Regions from separate parts of the Homo sapiens genome. Here region 1 is linked to region 2. A link is an interaction called in ENCODE POLR2A ChIA-PET data of the cell type or tissue named here. Cell type or tissue: Panc1. All regions are shown on one strand. Links, peaks and the distances in the headings refer to the core of each region. The heading gives the core; the rest is flanking DNA. Region 1 overlaps LOC105370838 (a long non-coding RNA gene). Region 2 has its middle 52 kb from the start of FOXB1.

Region 1 (5,387 bases), core at 312-5,311, 83 kb before region 2:
GTCCTGGCCCCAGGAAGGCACAGTCAGGCCCTCTGGAGGCAGCCACCTGGGGCTGCCGACTCCCCTGGAGTGACTCCAGGACTCAGCGCCAGTGCGCTCCGCTTTGATCCTTTTGTGTTCCCAGGGCTTCCCAGGTGGCGTTTCTGCTCCAGGCTGTCTACACACAGAGTGTCTTCAGGCTGTCCTCTGCAGGAGCATATGCTGTGACTTACCATCTGGCCTTTATGCAGCTCTCCAGTGGCCATGGTATGAAAACCTGCCTGTTTGGCAGCTACAAGTGCCCACAGTCTCTTTGGTCTCTTTCTTGGTCTGAGTGTTTTTCAACATCAATGGATGTAATTAAGAAGAACTCAATCAAGCACATGGACTCAGGAGTCCATTATGACCAGGAAGGGAGCTCTGCCTTGGGAGAGGAGCTGCTTGGGGCGGGCCAGCCTTGGGCTCTGGGGCAAATGGAGTGCCTGTGGCAGTGGGCCTGGCACACTCATTTACAGCTAAACGCAGTGGCCCATTGCACAGGCTCAAAGCTCAGCTCTAGACGGAAGCTTGGAGCATTGTCATGCTCACTGACAGCCAGAGCCTGGCTGAGGGGAGCACAGGCAGCTTGCTGATGAGAGTGTGTGTGTGTGTGTGTGTGTGTGTGTGTGTGTGTGTGTGTGTCTTGGCTCTACTCAATGGGCAGAACACTAGAACTGCTCAAATCCAAGGGTCAGCATTATTTATGTTGTTGCTCTTTGAACAGAGAAAGAATTACCAGTTGCTGGATGGCAGTTATTTCCAGAAGGTATGGAGGGGGATGCCAAAAGCCATCTCCAGAGAGTTGAAATTAAAAGATAAAATTTGAATGTATAAATCACTGAATATACATACAATGGAATTCTAGGCAGCTAAAGAAAAGGCTGGGGAAATTCTTTACGTACTGATATGGAAAGAACCCCAAAATGGGTTAAATGAAGAAATCAATAAAACCTCTTCTACTATTTGCATAATAAGGTTGATAAGGTTGGGGGTGAGATGGTTGTGTTTGTACTGGCTCATATATGGATAATAGCGTCTGGAAGGATATAGGAAAAACTAATAACCGTGGTTATCTATGTTGGGAAGAGAGGAAGAACATGAGCAGATGGGGAATTGCATGGGAATTTTTACTGTATACTTTTATATACAGTCATGCATCGCTTAATGACAAAGATACCTTCTGAGAAATGTGTCACTAGGTTATTTGGTTGTGCAAACATCATAGAGTGACTTACACAAACCTAGATAGCATAGCCTACTACACACCTAGGCTATACACTATAGCCTACTGCTCCTAGGCTACAAACCTCTATATATAGCATGTTACCTCTATAGCCACTACCGGTCCATGGCCTCTTAGGAACTGGGCTGCACAACAGGAGGTGAATGGTGGGCGAGTGAGCATTACCGCCTGAGCTCCATCTCCTATCAGATCAGCGGTAGCTTAAATTTTCATAGGAGCACGAACCCTGTTGTGAACTGCGCATGCAGGGATCTAGGTTGCGCGCCTTATGAGAATCTAATGCCGGATGAAAACATCTCCCACCCCCATCCGTAGAAAAATTGTCTTCCACGAAATCGGTCCCTGATGCCAAATATGTTGGGGACTGCTGGTGTAAAAGATAAAAAATGGCACACCTGGATAGGGCACTTATCATGAATGAAGCTTGCAAGAGTGGAAGTTGTGGCCAAGCACGGTGGCTCACGCCTGTAATCCCAACACTTTGGGAGGTCGAGGTGGGCGGATCACAACCACAAGACTATCCTGGCCAATATGGGGAAACCCCGTCTCTACTAAAAAATCAAAAATTAGCCAGGCATGGTGGTGCGTGCCTGCAGTCCCAGCTACTAGTAGGGCTGAGGCAGGAGAATTGCTTGAACCTGGGAGGCGGAGGTTGCAGTGAGCTGAGATCATGCCATTGCGCTCCAGCCTGGGCAACAGAGACTCTGTCTCAAGAGTGGAAGTTGCTCTGGGTGAGTCAATGAGTGAATAGTGGGTGAACGTAAAGGCCTAGGACATTACTGTACACTACTGTAGACTCTATAAACACTGTACACTTAGGCTACACTATATTTATTAAAAATATTATTTTCAATCATAAATTGATTTTAGCTTACTCAAAGTTTTTACTTTATAAGCTTTACCCCAGCTACTCAGGAAGCTGAGGCAGAAGGATCATCTGAGTCCGCAGGAGGATTGCTTGAATCCAGGAGTTCGAGTCCAGCCAGCACAACATGGCAAGAACCATCTCTAAAAAGCAAAACAAAACAAACCACTTAATTGTTTTAAACTTTCTGACCCTTTTGTAACAACATTTAGCTTAAAACACAAACACTTTGGATAGCTGTACAAAAGTATTTTCTTTTTTTATATGCTTGTTCTATAAGCTTTTTTACTATGTTTAAAAATGTTTTAATTTTTACTTTGTAAACTTTTTTGGTAAAAACAAAGACACAGACATACACATTAGGCCTACACAAGTTCAGGATCATCAATATCACTGTCTTCCACCTCTACATCTTGTCACATTAGAAGGTCTTCAGGGACAATAACACACATGAAGATGTCCTCTCCTATTATAGCAATGACTTCTTCTGGAACACCTCCAAAAGGACCTGCCTGAGCTGTTTTACAGTTAAACTTTTTAATATATAAGTAGAAGCAGTGCACTCTAAAGTAACAATAGAAACTATAGTAAATATATAAACCTGTAACATAGTCATTTATTAGCACTATAAGGTACTACGTATTGTACATAATTGTGTGTGCTCTATGTTTATTTAACTGACAGTATAGTTGGTGTGTTTACACAAGTATCACTACAAACACATGAGTAATGTGTTGTGCTATGACGTTATGATGGCTACATCACTAGGCAAAAGGAATTTGTCAACTCCATTATAATCTTATGGTACCACTGTCTACGTGATCCAACACTGATCAAAAGATTGTTATGCTGTGCATGACTATAATTTAACCTAATTTTAAAATGTATTGCCCCTTTTAAAATTAAATAAATTTTAATGTGTTTAAAAGTTTTCAAGGTGACATTCTAAAATATTGACAAGCGAGGGGAGATTGCATACTAGTAGATTTAGAAATACATTTTTATTAGTTTCTGTGCACATCTCTCCACATGATTAAAGCCATTTGATTGCTAATAATATTCTCCATAACTTATTATCATATGATAGAGTAACTCACACATTGCTTTTTCACATTGAGCATTTTTATATTAAGAAACTAAAATAAATATAAGTTGCATTAATTAACAAATTCCAGGTTTGGATGTGGTTATGTGCTAATAACTAGAAGGCAGCATTAAGCGTTTGCCCTTTTTTCTATTGAATCAGCTAACATTTATTGGACAAGTGTCATGTGCTGTTGACATTTTGCTCTAGAATCCAGTTTCCACTGTATGGAACTCTGTATGTGTAGAATAATGCATGGTATATCCAGACAGGAATAGGTTTGGTTCAGGAAGTTTTCTGACAGATTATTTACTTCTCTGGTTTGTCCAGAAAGAATATCATTTGGTGCCTGCATGTTAAACTGTTTTTGTTTTTCTAACAATACACACGGGCATCAGGAAGATGACCAAGGTGCTGCTATTGACAAACTAGTAGAATCACAGATATTCATGTTCTCTCTTTCTCTCTCTCTCTCACACACACACAAAATACAGAAATTTAACCACAGAGCTTTTTGTAATAAATCCATTTCCACTTCTCTAAGAAACTATGAAAATATTTACTGTAGTGGCATTGCACTGTGTAAATGTAACTAAACCGAAACTCATTTCCCCATGATTCCTTTCCCCACAGGGCTCCAGGTTTGCATGAGCCACAAGAGAAACTTGCCTGAAATTTGGAAGACAGCAGTGAGGCAGCATTAATTTTCAGTCTTTGAGGGCTGGTTTAGGGTGCCATGCACTATAGTGACTTGCACAAGTTGTCACTGATCTGCTAGCTCACCTTGTGGGTATGGGTGTGGGTTGTAATTGGGCTCACAGCTCCTCTGGCTCCCACCGGATTTCCTCTCTCAGTTTTTCCACGTCCTGGGCCAGATATGTGTGCAGCTCCATGGCACAATATACTAGCTTTCCCTGCAAGTCACCCACATTATGAAGGATGGAGGCCCAGAGAGACAGATACAGGTTCCAATACATCTTCCTGGGTTCCAATTTGCCCTTTTCTCCTCTACTTCATACCAAGACTTCTTTCCCAATTGCCAACTTAGCTGAGTATGTCAACCTCAGACCCAACATCAGACATAGTGGTCACAATCTTGAATAGACTTCTGTACTTGCTCCTACAATTGCATGAGGTCGAATCCCCATAATAAACGCTTTATTCTATAGCTCTCATAGTGTTTCTGTTTCTCTAGTTTAACTCTGATTGATATGCTTCCCCAAAACGTCCAGAGACATGTCTTAGTCTTACCATTGCTAAGAGCACAGAATACCTAGGCATCAGTATCTCCACTTTGTAAGTAAAAAAGTGGGTTCCACAAAGAAAGTAAGCATCAAGGCTGAGAATCTCTCTGTATTAGTCAATTCTCACACTGCTATAAAAAAATACCTAAGACTGGGTAATTTATAAAGAAAAGAGGTTTAATTGGCTCATGGCTCTGCAGGCCAGCTCCTGCTCAGCTTCTGGCGAGGCCTCACGAAACATACAGTCATAGCAGAAGGCAAAGGGGAAGCGGGTATATCTTGCATGGCCCGAGCAGAGGGAAGACAGAGCAAGAGGACAGGTGCCACACACTTTTAAACAATCAGATTTCCTGAGAACTCTATCATGAGAACAGCACCAAAGAGATGGTGCTAAACCATTCATGAAGCATCCACCCACATGATCCAATTACCTCCCACCAGGCCCCACCTCCAACACTGGGGATTACAATTGAACATGAGATTTGGGTGGAGACACAGATCCAAACCATGTCACTATCTAACTTCAAAATCCATACTCTTTCTGCCAATACAATATTGCCTTGGCTTCCAAAGTAAGAGGAGAGCATAGAGCAAAAGAACATTGTCATAATATCTGAAAAATCAGCCTTCAGAATAGATTAAAGAAAACATCCCCAGCCTCTAACTGAGAGCACTGGGGCTCAAGATGGCATTTGCATTGTGATAAAAGACAAACATCAAGAATAAAAATGCTTTGCACATTCTGGGGAGATGGAGGACATTAGCCTTATAACATTTTAGCTATTTTGAATGAATGCAAGGATGAGTATTAGCCATATGTTGTTCAATACCATGAACTAAAATTTGGATTCATTCTATGCAATGCCAAAAAGTCTTCTTTTTTCTTTTTTTTTTTGAGATAGAGTCTCGCTCTGTCACCCAGGCTGGAGTGCA
Region 2 (5,387 bases), core at 52-5,051:
TGATGGACATTTAATTGGTTTGTAATACCTTGTTCTCACTAACAATACTGTAATGAATATTTTTGTAAATATATCTGCACCAATATGTATGTCTGTAGGAGAACTACCTAAAAGAGATTTCTGTGTCAAAAATAGTGTATGTTTAAATTTTGATATATTTCTTCAAATTGACCTCCCTAAAACTTTGTAATAATTGTGTATAAATGTGCCACTTTCTTTTCTCCTAGCCCACACTGGGAATAATCATTCTAGTAATTTTCAAGTCTAATATGGTATCTGTAATGATGCCTCATTCTTTTAAATTGTATTTCTTTGATCATTAAAGAGATTAAGCATATTTATTTTTATTAACATCCATTTCCTTTGTAATTGCCTGTTTTGTTTGTATGTTTTTAAAATTTTCTTTGCCAATATTGATAAGGGGTACTCATCAATATTATTGATTCATAAAAACTCTTGTTATTTTTTTTTCCTTTGTCTAATATTTTTAAGTATTTCCCTCAGTTTCTAAGACAGAACTTGTATGGTTTCAGACAGAGGCGGTTACAAGGTTTGACTCTACCACTCTGGCTGTGTGTTTCTGGTTAAGCAATCTAAAGGAGGACAATATCAGTGTGACAATTAATTTAATGTGTCAACTTGACTGGGCCATAGGGTTTCCAGATATTTGGCCAAATATTCTTCTAGATGTGTCTGAGAGGGCGATTCTGGATTAGATGAACATTTGATTTGGTAGACTGAGTAACACAGATTGCCTCTCTAGTGTAGATGGGCTTCATCCAAATAACTGAAGACCTTAATAGAACAAAAGGTTGAGTAAGAGAAAAGTCCTCCTGTCTGACCACTTGAACTGGGACTTAGGTCTTCTCTAGCCTTTAGACTTGAACTGAAACATCAGCTCTTCTTAGATCTTGAGCTGCTAGCTTTTGGACCTGAACTTACACTGTTGGCTCTCCTGGTTCTCAAGTCTTTGGACTCAGACTGGAACTACACATTGTCTCCCCTGTGTCTCCAGCTCACTGACTATAGACCTTGAGGCTTCTCAGCCTCCATAATCATGTGAGCCAATTCCTTATAATCCATATATATATAATATATATATATAGAAGTCAATATATGTGAAGATTTAGCTTAGTTCCTATCACATAATAAGTATTGAATAAAGGTTAGATAACATTAACTTTACTTGAATTATTTTTGCCCTTCAGAAGTTTTACATAGTCAAATACATTAATCTTTTCCTTTATTATTTTATTAATTATTGTTTTCTATTGTCTAGTACCTCTTCTTCTTGCATTAAAGAAGTTAAAGCACCTGGAAATTTGTTTATATATGTGTAACTTGAGATTTAATATTTTCCCCCAAATGAAGAGTCAATTGTTTCCATGCATTTATTAAATAATTTATTCTTACAGTGTTCTCTAAAAGCACCATTGTCAAGGAAGTCTTCTAGGTCAAGGGAAAACATTTCTGCTATAAGGATTATAAATCGTGTATCTGTGACATAGAAGCATACTCCAGATAAGCTGTTTCATGTTTCTTGTGCTAACAACCTAGAGGGAAAGGAAATGAAGACATATTCCTATTTTTCTTGTTCACACACCTGCCTGTGTAAAATGCAAGATGATAAATCTAATTGGTGTCCTAAAAGCCATTTAGTAGTTAAACATAATCCAGGCAAACAAAGGCAGGGGAAAGATATTGATTTTGTGTCACACAAATGCAGGTGGAACAGCTAAGCCTTAAATAATGCTCCCAGGGCACTTTTTGGTGTGATCAGTCAAGGCTGTATTTAATGATGTGAGAAAACTCGTTTCTCTCAGGTCAATGGTATGTGCTTAACCTTTAGGCTTTCGCGTGGCTGCCTGCCCCACTGGTTTATGAAGTGGAGGCCGACATGATTGGGGATTTAGGGCAGTGATGACTTGATCTCCCTGACGCTTGCTGCTCTTACCCAGGAATGGTGAACAAATCCATCTCCGTGGCTGCCGCCTGGGCCTTTCTGAGCAGCCCACACCTCTCTAATTTCACATCTACCTCCTGAGGCAGAGAGAACGCAGTCACCTTTGGAAAACAGGGTTTGTCACATGATCGTGAGAAAAAAAAATGGTTTCATTTAGCTTTTAATGCCTTAAACAGCCCACAAAAGGCAAACATGAAGTCTTGGTGACTTTTGTTTTTATTTCTCAGTTGGCAAGTTTACACTTTGTGATTTTAGCATTTTCCAAAGGTGTTCTAAGAAATGCTAGTCCTCTGAGACTCTGCTGGAAAGAAAGGGAAGGAGGGAGGAGAGCTAGCTGAGGTTAACCCTGTTTGGGGGATGGGATACCTCCTTTGGAGACTCAGTGTGAGATGTGTTTTATTTAAAACTAATGCTATGGTCTAAATGTTTGTGTACCCCAAAATTTACATGTTGAAATCCTAACCCCCAAGATGATGTATTAGGAGGTGGGACCTTTTGGGGGGTGATTAAGTTATGAGGGAGGAGCCCTCATTAATGGGATTAATTTCCTTATAAAAGAGGCTCCAAAGAGACCCCTGGTCCCTTCTACCATTTGAGGTTAGAGTAAGAAGACATTGGTCTATGACAAAGTGGTCCCTCCCCAGTCACCAAATCTGCTGACACCTTAATCTTGACGGGTGGCTTACAAAAACAATAACAATCCTATTGTTTATAAGCCACCTAGTCAAGGTATTTTGTTAGAGCAGCCCAAATGGACTATAACACCAAGTATTTTTCCATTCATATTTTACTGTCCCAACCCACTTTTAAAATACAAGTTACATCTGTTCTATTTGATAAATACTGCCTTAGGTACACTGCTTTAAAATTGTGTGCAAAACACAACTTTGCCTATTGAATGCTCTTTGCCATTAATTTCTCCCATAAACAGCCAAGCAGTCAGGCACTATTTTTTTTTTTTTTTTTTTGACATGGAGTTTCACTATTGTTGCCCAGGCTGGAGTGCAATGGTGCAATCTTGGCTCACTGCAACCTCCGCCTCCCAGGTTCAAGAAATTCTCCTGCCTCGGCCTCCCAAGTAGCTGGGATTACAGGCATGTACCACTATGCCTAGTAGAGACGGGGTTTTACCATGTTGGTCAGACTGGTCTTGAACTCCTGACCTCAAGTTATCTGCCCGCCTTGGCCTCCCAAAGTGTTGAGATTACAGGCGTGAGCCATTGTGCCTGGCTGTCACTTCTTACAGAAGAAAAGAATTGATAATAAGACATGATCAAAATATCAGGAAATTTGTACAAGTATTACATACCCATAAAAATGTTTAAATTAAATTAAATTAAATTTAAAAATAAATACCAGGGAAGAATTCCAACCTTCATATTAAAGCTCAATATTCACAGACCTTACTCAATGTGCAGTTAATTCTTCCCTGTATATCTTTCAAAGTTAGTCAAGCAGAGCAATCATATAATTCTGGAGCAGACAAGAACCTAACCAAGGGATCTAAAGAGCTCCACATTTCACAGGCAAGCAAACTGAGGCCTAGAAAAGCTGAAGAGGTGAGCAAAAGCCATAAACTGATTTGTGTCAGCATCTGGACACTGGCTTAGTCTTCCTACACTTCTTTCTGATTTTGTCCTCCTCTTTATGACAGCTTAATCTTCAAGCTGGAGCCTTCTCAGTTACTGCCCCCATATTTGTCTGTGCATGTGTTCACCGGAAGTGTCACTTGAAGAAACTTGCCCTGAAAAGTGAGGAAAAATAAATCCCCCACTTCCTGAAGCTATAGGTTCTGACAGATTGTGAGGAGATCCTCATACTTTCCCGGGTTAGCATTACCTGACAGAGTGGCTGATACCCAGGGGATGAGTTCATGGGTTGTCTTAGTCCATTTGTGTTGCTATAAAGGAATACCTGAGGCTGGGTAATTTACTGAAAGAAAAAAAAAGATGTTAATTTGGCTCAGGGTTCTGAGGGCTGTGCAAGAAGCATGGTGCCAGCACACCTTCTGGTGAGGGCCTCAGGCTACTTCCACTCATGATGGAAGGCAAAGGGGAGCTGGCATGTGCAGAGATCTCATGGTAAGAAAGAAGGCAAGAGAAGGCAGGGAGGAGGTATCAGGATCTTTTCAACAACTAGCTCTTTCATGGAACTAACAGAACCTATACTCACTCAACTGCAGGACTGCACCAAGCCATTCATGAGGGATGTGCCAAACACTTCCCACTAGGCCCCACCTCCAACACTGGGAATAAAACTCTTTTCTTTCCTTTCCTTTCCTTTTCCTTTTCCTTTTCCTTTCCTTTTCCTTTCATTTCCTTTCTTTCTTTTTTCTTTTTTTTTTCAAGGTCTTACTCTTTAACCCACGATAGAGTGCAGTGGTGCAATCATGGCTTACGGCAGCCTTGAACTCTGGGGTCAAGCAATCCTCCTGCCTCACACTCTCCAGTAGCTGGAACTACAGGTATGTACCACCACACCAGCTACTTTTTAAATTTTTCTTTTGTAGAGACGGGGATCTCATTATGTTGAGCAGCCTGCTCTCTAACTCATGGGCTCATGTGATCCTCCTGCCTCAGCCTCCCAAAGCCTCCCACTGTCTCATTACAGGCATGAGACAGTGCACCCAGCCAGGGATCAAATTTCAACCTGAGATCCAGTGGGGACACGTATCCAGACTATTATCATGGGCCAAAACAAACACCCAAGGAGTGCAACTGTTTCTGAGAAAAACAAAAGCTTTGTTGGCATTTAATTATATGATCATGTTATTTTTTTCTTTAATTTGTTGATGTCATCTACTATGTTGAGAGACTCCATAATCTTGAATTTCCTTACATTTCTGCAGTAAACCCTACCTGGTCATAGAGCATTGTTTTGATATGCTACTGGATTTTCTTTGTTAATACTTATTTGATATTTTGCATTTCAATTCCTAAGTGAGATCAGGCTATCATTTTCCATTTTTGTACAATTTTAATCAGGTTTTGGTATTAACATTTTGTTGGAGTCATGCAATGAGTTGGGGCAATTTCTAACTTTTAATATGATCTATAATATTTTGAATTGTAAAGGAATGACCTTTTCCTTACAGATGAAACAGAACTCAGCTGTGACACTCTTTAATTCTGATTCTTTTTAAAATGACTGATCTTCAATTATTTTTACATACCTTCTATGATAACTGATCTATTCAAGTTTTGTCCTGTTTTGTAAATCAGTTTTTTAAATAAATTCTTTTTAAACAGCTTTATTGAGGTATAATTTACATGTCACAAAATTCAATGACTTTTGATAATGTGCAATTTTTAAGTGTACAATTCTATGACTTTTAGTAATGTAAGTCAATTTTAGTCTTTTTTTTTTTAAAGAAAATATTCATTTCCTCTAGGTTTTCACTGCATCCACAGAAGGGCTTATAGTA

The links. Peaks named below come from ENCODE experiments on the same cell type or tissue, not always from the same donor. Only the 100,000 strongest peaks of a DNase experiment are listed, where the experiment ranks them.
Region 1: POLR2A ChIA-PET joins it to region 2 with 12 read pairs; 3 of 35 experiments call an interaction of 5 or more read pairs at or near these places.

What each region holds. Positions count from the first base shown.
Region 1 is chr15:60,032,992-60,038,378 of GRCh38, reverse strand. It overlaps LOC105370838 (a long non-coding RNA gene), which reads right to left. Exons shown (of 3, transcript XR_932307.2): 2 at 2,137-2,269. Among named protein-coding and RNA genes, the nearest start is that of FOXB1, 31 kb to the right of the region's middle. In Panc1, for the core only: no CTCF peak of the experiment used is centred there; a DNase peak (open chromatin) is centred at 2,838.
Region 2 is chr15:59,950,074-59,955,460 of GRCh38, reverse strand. No RefSeq gene overlaps it. Among named protein-coding and RNA genes, the nearest start is that of FOXB1, 52 kb to the left of the region's middle. In Panc1, for the core only: no CTCF peak of the experiment used is centred there; no DNase peak of the experiment used is centred there.